Linked DNA regions of Homo sapiens: region 1 is linked to region 2. The links are chromatin loops, found by intact Hi-C in ENCODE. Cell type or tissue: GM12878. All regions are shown on one strand. Each heading gives the region's core, and the rest is flanking DNA. Links, peaks and the distances in the headings are about the cores only.

What was found. Peaks named below come from ENCODE experiments on the same cell type or tissue, not always from the same donor. Only the 100,000 strongest peaks of a DNase experiment are listed, where the experiment ranks them.
Region 1: a loop joins it to region 2, with 12 times the contacts of the local background. A loop is called at or near these places in 7 of 110 quality-filtered maps.

What each region holds. Positions count from the first base shown.
Region 1 is chr9:112,486,669-112,495,786 of GRCh38, reverse strand. It overlaps KIAA1958, which reads right to left and starts at 8,960. Exons shown (of 4, transcript NM_133465.4): 1 at 8,669-8,960. HSDL2-AS1 (HSDL2 antisense RNA 1) reads left to right here and starts at 8,143. Exons shown (of 5, transcript NR_171779.1): 1 at 8,143-8,808. RefSeq lists silencers at 8,362-8,851, 8,932-8,991. In GM12878, for the core only: no CTCF peak of the experiment used is centred there; a DNase peak (open chromatin) is centred at 8,178; H3K4me3 peaks cover 2,298 bases; H3K27ac peaks cover 748 bases.
Region 2 is chr9:112,815,642-112,825,200 of GRCh38, reverse strand. SNX30 (sorting nexin family member 30) reads right to left here. Exons shown (of 9, transcript NM_001012994.2): 3 at 7,386-7,496. Among named protein-coding and RNA genes, the nearest start is that of SNX30, 70 kb to the right of the region's middle. RefSeq lists an enhancer at 5,184-5,413 and a silencer at 7,204-7,253. In GM12878, for the core only: a CTCF peak has its summit at 5,137 (motif pointing right); a DNase peak (open chromatin) is centred at 5,150.

The sequences.
Region 1 (9,118 bases), core at 4,064-9,063, 330 kb after region 2:
GAAGGGAACAACAATGACTGATGGCCATTTCAACAGATTTCAGTTTGGAGCAATGACAAATGTGCTATGAGCATTCTAGTCCATATATTTGGGTGAGTATGGATCTTACAGTAGAACTAATGAGTCACAGGATTTGCAGCATATGTCCAGTTTTAGTAGATATGGCCATACAGCTTTCCAAATTGCTGTACCACTTTACATTTCCATTCCAATTTACACTTTGAATAGCAGTGCAGGAGAATTTCAGCTATCCTACATCCTCATACTTGGTATTTTTCATCTTTCTCATTTAGCCATTCTAGTGAGTGTACAATGGTACCTCATTTTTATTTTAATTGAGTGGCCATATTTTTAAAATACTTCAGATAAGCAACAAAGGAGGAAATCTTCAAACTATAAAACCAGGAAAACTGTATTTATCAATTTCCATCTCCATCACAGAAACCTTCTCCAAAAGTACAGGTAAGTCCATCTAATTTAAATATGACCAAGAGAGAACAATTAAAAAGCACAGTAAGAAAAAAAGATGAGAACTGTAACATATTTCAAAAGGAATAAGAGGAATTAAGAAAATAGCCAGGCACAGTGCCTCATGCCTGTAATCTCAGCACTTTGGGAGACCAAGGCAGGAGGATCACAAGCCCAAGAATTCAAGACCAGCCTGGGCAACAAAGTGAAACCTGTCTTTAAAAAAAAAAAATTCAGCTGGTAGTGGTGGCACACATCCACAGTCCTAGCTACTTGGGAAGCTGAGGTGGGTGAATCCCTTGAGCCTTGAATGACAGAGAAAGGCCCTGTCTCAAAAAGAAAAAAAAATGAAAAAAGGGGAAAAAATTTTTAAATGATAGAAGCTATGGAAGAACAGCATACATCAGAAATTGAAAAACTAAAAAATGAATCTTGCCAGATAACAAGAGGATGTACAATAAGAAATGACAAAGTTCATGACAGAACAGGAAAGAAAAAACTCAGAAAGGAAGTGAAAACTAAAAAGAACACTAAACTTAATAGATAGGTACCACCAGATACGGTGGCTCACACCTGTAATCCCAGCACTTTGGGAGGCTGAGGCAGGTGGATCATTTGAGCCCATGAGTTTGAGACCAGCCTGGGTGACATGGTGAAACCCTGTCTCTACAAAAAACACAAAAATTAGTAGGGCATGGTGATGCACATCTGTAGTCCCAGCTACTTGGGGCTAAACTGGGAGGATCACCTGAGGCCAGAGACGTTGACACTGCTGTAAACCATGATGGTGCCACTGCATTCCAGCCTGGGTGACAGAGACTGTCAAAAAAAAAAAGCGATAGATACCATGAAAAATACATTGAACACACTAAAGCATAAAATAGAAAAAAACATAAAAATAGAGCAAATATAAAAAATAAGAAAAAATAATACTAAGGTATAGACATAAGAAGATCCAACATACATATAATAGGAGGCCCCAAAGAGAGAAAATGAAAACAATGGAACACATTACTAAAAAACTATAATTGATGAAAATATGAAAAAACACTTGAGCCAATGTAATAAAAAACACTGTGTATCTAGGAGAATTAACAGGGAATGGTCAACAGACATTCTAGTAAAATTATTGGCTTTAAATATGAAGAAAAAGCCCTTGGGTATCTAGGCAAAAAGATAAAATTAAAGAAAGAAAATCATATTGGTATTACAGTTTGACAACAACACATTTTACCAGAATAGAATATGACTCAGCAAACTAAGGCCTATGGACCAAATCCAGCCCACTGCCTGGTTCTGTAAATTAAGTTTTATTGGAACAGTCAGGCTAGTTCATTTACACACTATCTATAGCTGCTTTTGCAATGCAATGGCACAGTTAAGTAATTGTGAGGGAAACCAGTGATCCATAAAACCTAAGATAATTATTATTCAGTCTTTTACAGAAAAAGTTTGCCAACTCCTGCAAGAGAGTAACATTTTTAAAGATAGTTGAGGGGAAAAAAAATGTGAGTCAAGTATTTTTATTCAGTCAAAGTGACCTTGAACTATAAAAGCCACAGATAAACAGTGTTAAATATGAAAAGCAAGGGATACATTTCACATGAGCCACTACAAGAATTCAATGAACTTCAGACTACTAGATGATTACAGAAGCTTTACCGTAAGGACTTCTGTTGCACACTGAATATATTTAAATGAAAAACTAAGACTAATGCAAAGGTAACACAGTAGCATATGATTCACATATGGCAAACAGACAGAATTGAGAAATCTTGGGCAGCAAGAACTGACTGACCCAGGGGCTTGATTATGTATGGAAAATGGGATTAAGAATAAAGAAGGAATCAGAGATAACTCCTAAATTTCTGGACTGGGAAAATGGATGGAAGGTGGTACCAACTCACTGAGCTAAGGAATAAAAGAAAAGACACAGATGTGAAGAGGACAATAAGTCTGGGGCATGTTGAATGTGAAATGCTTGTGGAAAATTAAGTGAATATATCCAGTCGTAGTAGGACACAAAGATGTGGATTTCAGGAGAAAAGCCCCGACTAGATATTAGATTCAGGAATCATCAGACATGCGTGAAAAGAACAAATAGTGCATAACTTACCATGAGAGCAGCAAGACCAATAGCTGAAAAAAAAAAAGCACTAAAAGAAACAAGTCCTCAGAACTCAGAAGAAAATAACAGCATTAGCACTTCCACTGAATTTGGCCACAATAATATTCTCCAGTATTCCAAAACAACTATTAAGAATTTTGGCCAGGCACAGTGGCTCAGGCCTGTAATCCCAGCACTTTGGGAGGCCCAGATAGGAGGATATCATGAGCCCAGGAGTTCAAGACCAATCTGGGACACACAGGCCTCATCTCTACAAAAAAAAAAAAAAAAAAAAGTGAGCTGGGCTCTGGGTGTGCACCTGTGATCCCAGCTACTCAGAAGGCTGAGGTGAGAGGACTGCTTGAGCTCAGGAGGTCGAGGCTGCAGTGAGCTGTGATCACGTTAGTGCGCTCCATCCTGGGCAACAGAAAAAGATCCTGTCTCAAACAAACAAAAAAAGGATTTTGTACTTTAAGTCATTAAAAATAAAGCATTTAAAAACAATGAATATGAAGAGTGAAAAACAAAAAGCCTTTAGCTACTTTATTTTTAATGACTATATATAGAGTTGATCATATTGCTATGTATTGGGGCCTGGGATTCAAGTGAAAAATTGCCAACAAAATCCCACATGTGGAGTGAGGTATGTATGTACATATGTAGGTAGGTAGGTATACATGCATGAAAGGCAGTAGGTAGAGGGATGGACTGTGTTATAGGCTGAACTGTATTCCTCTCAAATTCATCTGTTCACATCCTAAACCCTGGTACCTCAGAATGTGACTTATAGGGGAAGTAAGGCCTGGAATAGAGGTAATTAAGGTAAAATGAAGTCATATGTGTGTGCCCTAATCCAATGTAAGTGATGTTCTTAAGAGGAAATTAGGACACACACATACACAGAGGGAAGACCAAGTGAAGCCACCTTAGGAAGACAGCCATCCATCAGCCAAGAGAGGGGCCTTAGAAGAACCTAACCCTGCCAACACTTTGAGCTTATACTTCTAGCCTCCAGAATTGTCAGAAAATAAATTTTTGTTGTTTAAGACAACCAATCTGTGATTCTTTGTTATGGCAGCCCTAACAAATTAATACAAGCTGAGAAGAGGAAGTAGTCCTAGCTGGTTAAGAATTCACACATATTGTCAACTCCGTCCCAGAAATATGAAGTCCTATAACAGAAAAAAGGATAGAGCTTTTGATATATGGTGATTATGCCTTAAATCATGCAAGGAAAATATTTTTAAAATAATAAGTATTTCCAGAGGAAAATATAAGAAAAAACTGAAGGGACAGAATATTTGCAATTAAAAAAGGACAGAAAAGGTTAAAGCAGTATCAGTTTTGAAGAAAACCAAGAATAAAAAGAGAAGCCAACCAAGAAGTATCCTATGCATGAAATGAAAGTTAACCAAAGAGTAAATGAATCATCTAAAAACAATCCAGAGAAGCAAGGGAAAGCAATGGAAGCAACTTTGGATAATTATTTAGAATTAAAAAGAGTTATGTGTATGTTAAGTTCAGCTAATGAAATCCTTGATGATTAACAAACAAAAAACATTTTCAGGCATCAAGTGAAAATATATTTCCAGTAGGTTTTAATGGAATTTTGGTTCTTTGCAGGTTTCTTAAGGAAAAAAAAAACAAAAAAAACAAAAAAAAAAACCAGCTAATAATTACTAGCCATTCCATACATATTACTTTTTGTCCTATCTCTGGAGCTAAAGAGGCCATAGATTTCCAGAGGAGAGTAAGGTGAAGGAGAAAGCTATTCTCTAACTTGCAGCAACCAAGGGGGGAGCTACTCCCTGGTGCTAGGTTGGCCAAAGTTCATGCAGAGAAGAAAAAAAGCTAGAGTAGAAATTCAGCATTTTATGGTAAGATTTTTAATGTTTTTAAATATTGCTTCAACGTTTTAACGTCTTCTTAAACTTTTTTAAAGTTATGGCTGGACGTGGTGGTTCACACCTATAATCCTAGCACTTTGGGAGGCCAAGGCAGGAAGATCATTTGAGTCCAGGAGTTCAAGACCAGCCTGGGCAACACCGCAAGACCCCATCGCTACAAAAAATAAGAAAAATTAGCTAAGTGTGATGGCACGTGCCTGTAGTCCCAGCTACTTGGGAGGTTGAGATGTGATCCTTTGGGCCCAGGAGTTTGAAGAGGCAGTAAGCTATGGTTGCACCACTGTATTCCAGCGTGGGTGACAGAGTGCGACTGTGTCTCTAAAAAACATAATGTTATATCTCACATCAAAGTTGTATAATTTCTTTTGATACATAATGTTACTTCCTTTCAGTATAAGAATATCACTGTTGTCCTAGACCAAGATTCTTTGCTTTCCATATTATTTTCAAGTGTAATAACATGTTTCTGAAATACATCTTCTTTGTCACTAGAGCCATTAGCATTACCACTATGAACACTAACGGTGAAAAAGCTCTCCAACTGTTTAAGTGTAAGACTTTGCAAAACAAACTTGAATACGGCTGCATAATTTGCCTTTCTCCAGAAAAGCCTATTAAACTTTGTTGGCATTGGATACAAAATAAAATTCAAAAATTTGCATTTTCAGTACTTTTCGTTTCTTGACCTTTATTTGAATTTGAGACTAAGCTTTACCAAACAACAGAATTTACACAGTAACTAGCCAACCACAGTCCTCATTATGGAATCTATGCAGTGCATTTGTTACCTAGGAAACGGACCAGAGCACAGGCAGAGTGCAATTTCAGTCTAGCAAAAGAATTCTCCAATCATGCTAGTAAATAAAGTCCATAAATCAACTAATCAGAAGCAAAGTCAAGAAGTATCACGTAAGAGTTAAGCTCAATGGAAACTTTTTTTAAAGGAAAAAAAGAAACCTGTGGGGCTTCCTCAGGCAACTATGTAGATCTCTTAAGTAAATATTATGAGCAGGTTTCTTTACAAACACAAACTGTCAGAAAATAAACTGTTCAAAATAAATGGCTTCTCTCCAATCTTCAGCTTCTCTATTTTTGACAGTACTTAAGAGAAAAAGCTTCTTTAGAGCCAGCCTCATACATCTGGTACCAGAATATTAATCCAAGAATGAAATCTGCATTTTCAGCAAGCAGCATGGTGTTGGTGCTGTTGTTAAACAATGCAGGATGATGATAAAAGCTGGAATGAGAGGTCACTGTCCACACCTCTCACAGCCGGACCTGCTTCCCCACCAGGCTACAAAAAAATGTCAAAAAGAAAGACTTGAAAGTCACAGATCTATTACAAAGAATAAAATTGTTACTTTTCAGCTTTCCATTTATTGCTAATGAAAACACTAGTCATTTGAGCATTCCAGTTAACATAAAGTGGCCATTTTAGGCTTCTTGTAATGATACTACATTGATAACCAATAAACAGGAAAATGCTAGAAAAGTCCATGGATTTTAAAGCCTATCAAATTTAACTGTGGACGGCTTAATGTTGTTTTAAAAAGAGAAGGTGGTAAATGTCAGCTATATTTAAAAATCCAGTTTTACACAAATTCAAATTTTCTGGAAGCAGCACTTATTTGTCAAAATAAATGAAAAAAATTTCAAACATGAAAAATGAAAAATAATTTATATGCTTTCCTCAACACCAACTTACCAGAAAGGAAATCAGCTGAAAATATGTAAGGTTCTCTGGAATGCTTCTGATCACACTAAAATATTATTGCTAATTACACAAAAAACAAAAAATTCTTATCTACCTATCAGTCAAAAAAAAAAAAACACAAAAACATAAACAAAACTAGGTGTTATCTTTCAGCCAGCCCACATAAAGACTACATTGATGATCTCAGAAAACAGGCACAACTACAACTTTGCCAAAACAATTCTCAGTACAGGCCACACTCGATGCTTAGCTACACAGTGACTCTTTGTTAAATCTTATCACTACCACTGACAGCCTTGTAAATATATAAACAAGCAATTCAATCGTTAGCTTATCTTTTTTAAATATTTTAAAGAGCTAAGGAAGAGTACGTATATCTAAGTGCTGAAATTCTGAGAGTGGTCTAGAACTCCATTCCTGGATTCACGATAAAGCCTGATCAAATTTCAATACCTCTTCTCTTTGGGCTATTACTAGGAATGGAGAGGGACAAGGAACGCTAGTCAAGGGCCTACCAGAGCCACATACTGAGCTGTGCTTCTGTGCAGAATTTAAATTCATTTACCTAATGCAGACTGGAAGTCAAAGCAGAAACTAGTAAAATTTTATCAACTAAAAAGGATTGGCTTGATCACTGCTAGGTTTTAAGTAATGTGTGTACAAATCTACGCTCCAGGCATTTACAAAATTAGGCATGCAATAATATTAATCTGTTTAACTGGGACAAGAATCTAGATAAATTTTTCTCCTAGAAAAAAGCACTATTTTAAGCATACTAAACTTTTTATAATGACAAAAATCAGTTTGTCTTTAAAAAAGTGCATTAAATTGTACACTGTTTACTAATTTTCAAACCTTAATGAAAATTTAAATACATAATTTTCCACGTTTTTCCTTCAAGTTTAGATGATAATGCTTTTTGTTTTTTTAGGAAAACCTCTATTTTTTACATATGACTGTCCATATAATTGTATGCATGGCCCCCAAAACTGCTTCTTCGTTTTTTTAATCTCCTGGGTAACTGTCAGACTTAACTTTGTCAATATAAATTCTCACAGGGTGGGCAAAAAAGAGTTTCCAGAACGGAGCAGTAGATTGAGATTGATACAGGCATAAATCCATACCTGCGTATTAAAAATCTGAATCTGTAAAATTAATTTTCTGGGTGCTTATTCAACCTCATTTATTATTTGAGTATCTACAATACACAGCAACCGTTCATGAAGAAACTTAGCTAGCTAATCAAATAAGACAATTCAGAAACATCACCCTACAGTATTTTTCAAAACACTGTATCCATATCCATGCACAACCCAATCGTTGGGTTATATACGTGGAATAAAATAGTAAAGGCACAATCCTAGAGGGGAAACTCAATTCTGACATTCATGGTCTCATGGGTAGGGAAAGATCTCATATCTTAAATCAGCAGAAATAAAGGCTTCAGCCTGAAGGGAAAGCTAGATCATTGTTTATTGCACTCCAATTTAACCTCCACCATGGAAGCTGTCACTACCTGACTGGCTTGTTAGCTGTTTATTTCGTCGGGAGAGGATTCCGTCTTGCGAATCCTAACGAGTTCGGGAAAAAACAAAACTTTACTCCTAAACTTCAAAACACACACACACACACACACACACACACGCACACACACTAAATACATATAATTGTAAAAATCACAGCCACGTTCATTTTTTTTAAAGTCCCAATCTAAAACCTTAAAGAAAAAAAAAGACTTGAAGGAACCAAAAACATTCTTTGATTTTGGTTTGACGTTGTTCAGTCCAACCTCCTCCTACCCAGGGGAATACATTTCTCGATATATTTGATAACAAACACAAATCACTGTGCGCAGCCTCAGATGGGGGTGGGGGGGCGGAAGAGCCTTTTGGAGAAAGCCCTCCTCCGTTAGAAACAATAAATAAGGGAGCGAAGCCATGCACGTTCCTTCACACACGCCCCAAACGCACCTCGGCGAGCCACCCGAGGAGGAAAACTAGTGGGGCAGAGCCCTGAACCACCTCTCTTTCTCCATAAGCATCTCAAGACTTGGAAACTAAGAGGACAGACCTTTTCCTCCTCCTTCCCGCCCTCCTTCCCACCTCCGACAGACCCAAGAGCAGGAGCGGGGGCGCCAGCCCCACGCACTGCGCCTGCAGCCGCCGCTGAGACCCGAGCTGCCGGGCGGCGGGGCGGCCCGGGGCAGGCGGACCGGAGCCGCCACCGGGGGTCTCTGCGCCTCGCACCCCCAAGCCCGGCGCTGCCGACGAGCGGCCGCCCGGGTCCCTGCCCTCGCTCCGGCCTCGCTCCCCCGAGAGGAGACAAAAGGAAGGTTCAGCCGGGTCACCGCGCGGCCGCTGACGGGGAAGCAGAGTCGACCCCGGCGCGGCCGCCCCCCACACAAAGGGGCTCCCCGCCTGGGTCGCGGCGTCGGCGCACTCGTCCCCGCCCCGCGCGCGGGCTCTCACCCACCTGCAGGTGTCTGTGCGTCTGTCCATAGGAACGCGGTCGGCGCGGGGGGGCCTGCGAGAGCCGGGCAGCCCGGGCTGGACGGGACGGGCCGAAGGGGCGCGAGGGCGGGAGGAGAGCGGCCAGAGGGCCGGGCACCAAAGGTAAGTGGAGCGGGGAAGGCGCCCGGCGGGCGGCGGACCGAGGAGCGGGGCGGGGGGCGGGGGCGCCAGCCTGGCTCGGCCGACCGCCGCGCGCCGCTCCGTGCGCCCCGAGCTCCGCGCGCCCGGCTCGGAGCGCGGCGGGCGGGCAGGGGGCGGGGCGCGGGCGGGCCGGGGCGGGGCCGGCGAGCGGGGCGGGGGCTCGGACCCCGGGCTCCAGCCGGCACCGGAAACGCGCCGTGGTCGGCGAGACCCACAGGAAGTGTGTAACGACACCTCCTACGGCACGCACCGAGCTCGCAGTCGTTGCTGC
Region 2 (9,559 bases), core at 2,057-7,056:
CAGATATAAAATTATAAGCCACTGTGGAAAACCGTTTGAACAATTCCTCAAAAAATTAAACACAGAATTACTATATGCTCCAGCAATTCCACTTCTTGTTGTATAGCCAAGGTAACTGAAAATAAGTGCTCAAACAAAATCTTAGACAACCACCAGTGTTGATAGCAGCATTCTTCATTATAGCCGGGCTGGGAAAAGGAGGGAATTGAGAGTGGTTCCTTAATGGGTACAAAGTTTCTTTTGGGGGTAATGAAAATGTTCTGGATTAAATAGTGGTGATGGTCGTACAACACTCAATGGTGGTGATGGTCGTACAACACCGTGAATGTACTAAAAGTCACTGAATTGGACACTTCAGAATGGTTAAAATGGTGATGTGTAATATGGATTTTACTTCCTTTTTTAAGAAAAGGAGATGTGATGGTGGAAGCAGAGATGATGACAGATATGCTGCTGGCTTTGAAAATAAAGAGGCCATGAGCCAAGGAATGCAGACAGCCCCAAGAGCTAGAAAAGGTAGGCAAACAAATTCTCCCCTAGAGCCTTCTGGTGGAATGCAGCCCTAGCCTATATGTTGATATTAGCTCACTAAAACTGATTTTGGACTTTTGACCTCCAGAGCTGTAAGAGAATAAATTTCTGTTGTTTAAGGTACTTAAAAAAAAAAAAACACCTGGGTGTAGGGGTGAGGGAGTGGACAGTGATGAAACAAGATTGGCCATGAGCTGATAAATGTTGAAACTGAGTGATGGAGTTTCAACGGGACTCATCGTACTGAATCTCTTCAATATGGTTAATATTTTCTACAATGAAAACATTTTTAGAAACTGAATATACACATATATATGTTGGATCCTGCAAAAAAATCCTATTTGCAAAGTATTACAATAATCCATTAAATATTTCAGGGTTTAATCTTGAAATACTGATATTAGATAGTACTTAGTACTTTAGTAAAGCACTGTCATTTATATTCCATATTAGTTTATAAAGCTGTTTTATAATCTGAAACAATAGCATATTTGTTGTAGACTGTCAATGGAAAGCTGCTATTTCTGGGTAGGAAATCTAGACAAATCTTTCAATTGCTGAATCCTGAAATGTCCAACTTCCTCGTCAGCAAATGACTTGCTTCTTCTAAGCAATTCAACAAATATTTAGTGCACATTAAATATTTACATGGCAGAGGCCTATTTCTCCTACCCTTGTCGAACTAATAGAAAATACTGCTTCTAAGCAAAAATTACTACCAAATAAATAAAGGAGCATAGAGATTAAAAGCTTGTCACCAAGTGCAGAGATTAAAAACAATAATCACCAAGCCCAGTTTAATGCAAAGCATTAGGAAGTTGAACCAATGTTTCAATACTTATTAACTTATCCATTGAATAAGCTAAACGCAGGTATATTTTTAACAGTAGAAAAAAGAAGAACCCAACTAGAAAATGGAGTTTTTATTATTTCATATTAAAAAAAAAATTGTTGCATTACAAATTTATTCTCATTAATTCCTCTGAGTTTACTACTACTCAAAAGAAAACTTGGACATAATACAAATGTATCCTTCCAGAAAGCTTTCTTCCTTAAAACTGAGGTAAACATTAAATTTCCAAGTGAAAATTAAACACTCAAGTGTTTATTCAATGTATCTGCTTCATCTTCCAAATCTAATACGGGCACCCATCTAATCATGAAATTGCTCTGCTGTGTAACTAGTGCTCCAGGAAATGCAGAAGTGTCAAACCCACTGAACAAATACCGAAGCAGAAAATAGAATGGTGGTTGCCAGGGGTACGGAGAGTGGGAAATGGGGAGTTGTTCAATGGATATAAAGCTAGTGTTATAAAACATAAATAAGTTGTTCCAGATATCTGCTGTACAAAGTGGTACCTATAGTTAACAATACAGTCATCCTCCCTTATCCTAGGGGGATACATTCCAAGACCCCCAGCAGATGCTGAAGCCATGGATGGTATTGAACCCTGTATATACTATGTTTTTCCTATATATACACACCTATAATAAAATTTAGAAACAAGGTGTCACTGTGTTGCCCAGGCTGGTCTTGAACTCTTGGGCTCAAGTGAACTTCCCACCTGTATATACATACCTATATATGTATATGTTTTTTCCTATACATACCTATAGTAAAATTTAGTTTGCAAATCAGGCAGAGTAAGAGATTCACAATAATAAAACAGAACAATTATAACAATATTCTGTAATAAGTGTTATGGGGATTTGGCCTTTCTCTTTCTCTCTCAAAACATCTTATGGTACTGTATTCATTCTTCTTCTTGTGATCTCCAGCCTGATAACCAAGAGGGCTACTAAAGGACTCACAGGTGGGCAATGTCTACAGCGTGGATACACCGGACAAAGATAATTTATGTCCTAGGCGGGACTGCATGAGATTTCATCACACTATTCAGAACAGCAAACAATGTAAAACTTATGAACTGTTTATTTTTGGAATTTTCCATGTCATATTTTTGGTCTACAGGTAACTGAAACCATGGAAAGCAAAACCACAAATAAGGGGGAATGACTGTATGGTGTTGCATGCTGTAAAATGTGATAAGACGAGAGATCTTATGTTACATGTTCATGTTACACATTATGTACATCTTATGTTACAGGTTCTTACAAAAAAAAAAAACAAAACAAAACAGCAAAGGGACAAAAGAAAACTTGTGAAGGTGATGGATCTGTTTATTACCTTGATTGTGGTGATGGTATCAGGGGTACATACAAGCCTATCGAATCGTATGCATTAAATATGTGCAAGGCTATTCTGTATATCCATTATATCTCAAAAAAGCTTTAAAAAAAACAGAGGGAAAAAGTCATAATGAAGACTTTCTGGCAGCTCCAACTATTACATAATGAAGAAAAACACAGTGAACTGCTGTTATGAGATGACAAACATATACAACCAGCATACTTCTGGTTCCAAGAAGGCATTTTAAGAACATATGGTTACTCTTGGCCAGGCGCGGTGGCTCATGCCTGTAATCCCAGCACTTTAGAAGGCAAAGGCAGGAGGATCCCTTGAGGCCAGGAGTTTGAGACCAGCCTGGGCAACATAGCAAGACTCTGTCTCTACCAAAAAAAGAATTAGCCAGGCATGATGGCATAGGGTGCCTGTAGTCCCAGCTATTCGAGAGGCTGAGGTGGGAAGATCACTTGAGCCCAAGAGTTCAAGACCAGCCTGGGCAACACAGTGACACCTTGTCTCTACAAAAAAAAATTAAAAACCAGCCAGGCATGGTGACACATACCTGAGGAGGTTGAGGTGGGAGAATCGCTTGATCCTGGGAGGTCGAGGCTGCAGTGAGCTGTGATCATACCACTGCACTCCAGCCTGGGTGACAAAACAACATTCCTGCCTCTTAAAATTTTATACATATAATGGGGCTGGGCGCAGTGGCTCAAGCCTGTAATCCCAGCACTTTGGGAAGCCAAGTCAGGCGGAACACGAGGTCAGGAGATGGAGACCATCCTGGCTAACATGGTGAAACCCTGTTTCTACTAAAAATACAAAAAATTAGCCAGGCATGGTGGCGGGCGCCTGTAGTCCCAGGTACTAGGGAGGCTGAGGCAGGAGAATGACGTGAACCCGGGAGACGGAGCTTGCAGTGAGCCGAGATCACACCACTGCACTCCAGCCTGGGTGACAGGGCGAGACTCCGCCTCAAAAAAAAAATTATATACACACACATATATATACACACATATACACACACACATATATACACATATATACAAACACACATATATATATACACACATATATATAAAATTTGAAAAAAGAACTATGAAAATTTAAGGATGAAAAGGCACCCCAATTTTTAAATGGGCAATGGATCTTAATTGATATTTCTCCAAGGAAGATATGCAAATGCCCAAAAGCACATGAAAAGATGCTCAACATCATTAGGGAAATACAAATTAAAATCACAATGAGATAGCACTGCACATCCAGTAGAATGGCTACAATCCAAAAGACAGACAGTAACAGCATTGATGGAGATGTGGAGAAACTCCTATACATCGCGTGTGGAAATGTAAGTTGCTGTCATCACTTTTGAAAACAGTCTGGCAGTTCCTCAAAAGGCCAATTATAGAGTTATGTATGATTCAACAATTACATTCCTAAGAATACACCCCCCCCAAAATGGGAACATGTCCACAGAAAAACTTGTACATGAACGCTCACAGCAGCATTACTCATAATAGCCAAAAGGTGAAACAACCAAAACGTCCATCAAGGGTGAATAGACAAAATGTGGTATTATCCATAAACTAGAATATTATATGGCAATAAAAAGGAATTAAATATTAATATATGCTACAACATGGATGAACCTTGAAAATATGCTAAGTGAAAAAACCCAGTAACAAAAAAAATCACGTTGTGTATCATTTCACTTACATGAAATGTCCAGAATAGGCAAATCTGTAGAAAGTACATGAGTGGTTGCCAGGGGCTGGGAGATATACAGTGTTTGTAAGTGACAGCTAAGGGATGTGAGGTTTCTTTTTGGGGTGATAAAAAGATTTGAAAATGGATAATGCTGATGGTTGTCCAATTTTATGAATATACTAAAAGCCTTTGAATTGTACATTTTAAATGGGTGAATTATATGTTATATAATCTCAATAAATCCTTTCTTAAAAAGGGAAATGAACATTTCTGCATGTTTGCTGGGTCTCCAACTGATAATAAGTTCCCCAAGGCAGGGGTCCTTTGTCTTCCTTATAACCTTCTCATCCCATCCTCTCTTCCTCCCAAAGATGACACTTAAATAACAGACAGACACCTCCTAGCAAAGCTACTATAAAATTTTTTTGTAGCGGATGAGGGGGGTTGGTTGCTGGTTTGACTTTCATACTTAAATCAGAGAGGCTCTCCCATATTAAATCTCCACTCCAGATATGCAAGTACCAAGAATTTATGAAAAAAAATTAAGTTTCTGCTTGTTTCTAAAGTAGCTTCCTACCAACTGCTTCTATCCAGACCATCAGAAACCACACTTAAAGATATTCTGGATCCACTTTGGGCATTCCGGAAATTCTTCCATTCTCTTCTAGTGTCTATGGAAGAGTAGACACTATGTTTCAACCAGCAGGTGTCACTGTCTTACCTTTGCGCTTCCAGTATCAACCTCACAGGCACCAGCTGCCAGGAGGGCAGCTCCCTGATGCATGGTGTGGGCTATAAATAAACAGTGACTTTCTTCCAAAGAGTACAGTACAAAAAGGCTGGGAGAAAGAGTAATTGTACAGTGAAGAAAGCTGACCAGCACTACCTCAAGTCAGGCGATGGAGGTTCACATCAATGGTGAGGCACACTGTTGACAGCACGTGCCCTGGATAGGTGATGAGGGTGGCAGCTTGCCTCTGTGGTTTCCTCCCCAAACACATTACCCCGATTGGGAAAGCCGTCAGACAAATGTCAACTGAGGGACAAGTCTACAAAATTCCTGACTAGTACTCCTCAAAACAGTCATGGTCATCCAAAAAAGGGAAAGCCTGACAAACTGTTACAACCAAGAAGAGCCTAAGGAGACATGACTGCTAAATAAAATGTGGGATCCTGGGTAGGATCCTGGAACAGAAAAAAGGAACTTGGGCCGGGCGTGGTGGCTCACACCTGTAATCCCAGCACTTTGGGAGGCCGAGGTGGGAGGATTACCTGAGATCAAGAGTTTGAGACCAGCCTGGCCAACATGCTGAAATCTCATCTCCACTAAAAATACAAAAATTAGCTGGGCATGGTGGTGTGCACCTGTAATCCCAGCTACTCAGGAGGCTGAGGCAGAAGAATCGCTTGAACTCCGGGGGCAGAGGTTGCAGTGAGCCAAGATCATGCCACTGCACTCCAGCCTGGGTGACAGAGGTAAACTTCATCTCAAAAAAAAAAAAAAAAAAGAAAGAAAGAAAAATAAAAAGGAACTTGGAATAAAAGACTTTTAGTTAATAATGGTGTTTATTTCATAATGACTGGTTCATTTTGACAAAAGTGCCACACTAATATAAAATGTTAATACCGGATGTGAGGCTTGAGAATTCTCTCTACTACCTTCACAATAATTCTGTAATTCTGATAATGTTCTAAAATGCAGTTTATTTTTTAAAAATTATTCACTAACTGCCTATTTTGCCACCTTAAGATTCTATTTTAAGGAATATTCCCAACTGTTTAAAAACTACTGTTTCCTCTTCAGGCATGTTTTTAAGTGGTTAGAAGACAGAAAAAGCAAAACTTCAGGCTCGGAGAACAGAAAAGTATGTGGAGGAAAAAGGAGATACCCTGAGAAAGAACTGAGTCCCAGGTGAGAGCCATCGTTCCTATCACAGTACTGGCAACGTGGCTCTTTTCACCCTGAAAACTGAGAAAACTGCCAGTGCATTCACAACATACACAGCCTCTTCTAACCATGGGGGGAAAAAGGCTGGGAGATGCGGTAGTAACAGAAAGTTGGTAGTCCTAGGAAGTTATCATTCAACAAAGGTTTTTGCTGAAAGATAAATCAGCCCCTCTGAGGAGTTTTATGACTCAAACTGCTCTAAAGCCCCCAAGGCCCAAAGAAACATCTGGTGTCCAAACCGTTATTATTTCTACTTTTAACAAAAGTAGTCAGAAAAGTACTCAATATAAATGTTGAGGCCAGGCACGGTGGCTCACACCCGTAATCCCGGCACTTTGGGAGGCTGAGGTCGGTGGATCACCTGAGATCAGGAGTTCGAGACCAGCCTGGCCAATATGGCAAAACCCCATCTCTACTAAAAATACAAAAACTAGCTGGGCGTGGTGGCATACGCCTGTAATCCCAGCTACCCAGAAGGCTGGGGCAGGTGATCCACTTGAACCTGGTAGGGGCAGGTGATCCACTTGAACCTGGGAGTCGGAGGTTGCAGTGAGCTGCGATCATGCCATTGCGCACCTGCCTGGGCAAGAGAGTGCGACTCTGTCTCAAAAAAAAAAAAAAAAAAAAGATTTAAATTTCTTTTGCTCTGGTTCTGTTTTTTAAAAACTGTGCAGATGGAAGCGCTGGAGTAGATAAATGTCACGTTGCTTCAATAAACAGTGTTAGGTGGTTTCTTGTTTTTTAAATGAAAAACTGTGGCAATGGATTCTGTGCTAGATTTCTGCCGCTGTGGCTAAAGAAAGCCCAGCCAGCCGCAAAACTGGCTTTCTATATACCAAATCAGAAACTAAAACCTAATAGGTGAAGTATTGTATACAGTGTCCGTTAACATGTTTTATATATGTTTGCTGGGTGAGTCTGTATAACTTAAGGGATGAGAGTTGAGTGAACCCCTTCAGGAAAGACAACACAGGACAAGTGAGAAACAAGCTGTAGTGACTTACTACCTACGGGAATGAGATGAGTGGGCTGGGATTCTTCCAGTTTGCTCCTCAACCAGTCAAAATCCTGGTATCTTCGACGAACAGAATATTCTGGCAGGTCAAACTCCACCCGAGTACTCTGCAAAGAAGAGAATGGAAAAAAATAAGCATAAGGGAATAGCATATCTTGGCTGAAGGGAAGGAAAAAAGCTCTTAGAATAACCAAACTAGGCAAGATCATATTTTCCTTCCACCAAACACAACAGCCAAATGGCAGAGTTTACCAACACAGAATAGACCAGTCTGGGACACTTAGCCCAGTTAAAAATTCAACGAGCTGGAATAAAAATGCCAGTTTTCCGAGATTGCACCACTGCACTCCAGCCTGGGTGACAGAGCGAGACTCCGTCTCAAAAAAAAAAAAAAAAAAAAAAAAAAAAAAGCCAGTTTTTTTTTTTTTCCCTACCGTCAGGAAATAGAATTCAACTATCCCCCAGAATTGTTTAGAAACATTTGATTCATTTCCTCCAAGCTTAACTCTAACAATTTCTTTTAGCAGAAAAAATCCACTTAGGATATTGCTACTAAATCCAAATCTGTGAAAAGAAATTGTCTCCACCTTCTGCTAAATATGCTGACAAGTTTTGCCAAAGAGGAAATAAACAAAAAGTAAAGATAATAGATCACTGCTCATTTCGGGGGCAGATTAGATGAAAATAGAAAAGGTTTTGCTTAATTTGCCACATTCTGCCAAACCACAACCCTGGAACTGTTATATTTTAGACAGATAAGAAAAAATCTAGAAATAATACAAAAATGCCATTGCATTGCAGAAAAATATTAATAATCTCATCCCTTTTTCTCAATTTTTAAAGTTTTCTGAAATGTGATTGCAGCACTTTAATAATGAAAATCAATGTTAAATAAAATTGAGTTGATTTTTACCAAAACAAGATTTTTACTCATTTACTGGCACAAATTACACCGTGTCTCACATAAGCCATTTTTCCCTATGAGGATACACACTATATGACTGTCATGGTTCTCAGAAATTAAAGTACAAGATAAAAATGGGTCAAGCTACATCTCATAAATTTACTCTTTCAAGCCAAAAGTCTGTTTTAATTCACAGCACCAAGAAAATCTTTAAGCACATGAACGAGAGTCATTCATCAAAGAAAAAGCTGTGAACAGCTCTAGCATCAAAAATTATGATTTCATCCTCCCCAAAACCTGTGTTCACTGTCTTAGCAAAATGGTGAAGTTCAAGGACTCATTCTTGGACTGACCCCCAACTAACTGCATTGTTTCCCCTCTTCAAGTCCCACACACCAGCATATGCCTATGAAACACGACCTTCCTCTGTGTTTGCAAGGGTGAAGATGTGGGGAAATTCACTCAATGTAGGTATTTGTGACTTATCAGATGATTTTCCCAAAGGAACTAGCATTGTAGGACTGGAGAGAGAGGAAAAAAGACAACACTTAAATCCAGAGAGCAAGTCATTGTTGACAAATTTTCAAGCACAGCATGACAGAAATATTGGGAACAAGTGGCCTGATACTCCCATCCCCACACCACCCGCACAGGCGGAGTAGGAAGGACTCTGCGCCTATGCAGTTCTTGCATCCCTACCAGATCCCTAACATGTCACTAAGCCTCCTTGAGCCCTAGGTTCAACAGTAAGAAGAGAGTTAGGGCAGGGCGTGGTGGCTCATGCCTGTAATCCCAGCCCTTTAAGAGGCCAAGAAGGAAGGATTAGCTTGAGCCCTAGAGTTTGAGACCAGCCTGGGCAACATAGCGAGACCCCATCTCTGCAAAAAAAAGTTTTAAATTAGCCAGGTGTGGTAGTGCATACTTGCAGTCCCTACTACTCAGAGGCTGAGGCAGGAGGATTGTCTGAGCCCAGGAGGTCGAGACGACTGCAGTGAGCTGACTGTGCCACTGCACTTCAGCCTAGGCGACAGAGTGAGACCTTGTCTCAAAAAAACAAAAGCAGGTTGGAAGGGAAGTTCAAGACCTCCCATCTCCCCCCGATAGGCTCCATGTGAGAACTTGCCAATGATTAAGGGCTAATGAAAGACATATTTTGAAAGGTGACAAATTAAAGCAACTGGTTTTCATTGTAAACCAAACTGATGGAAGGCTCTACTTTTTGCCTTCTTAAATGTTACACGATTATTGGCTGGGCGCAGTGGCTCA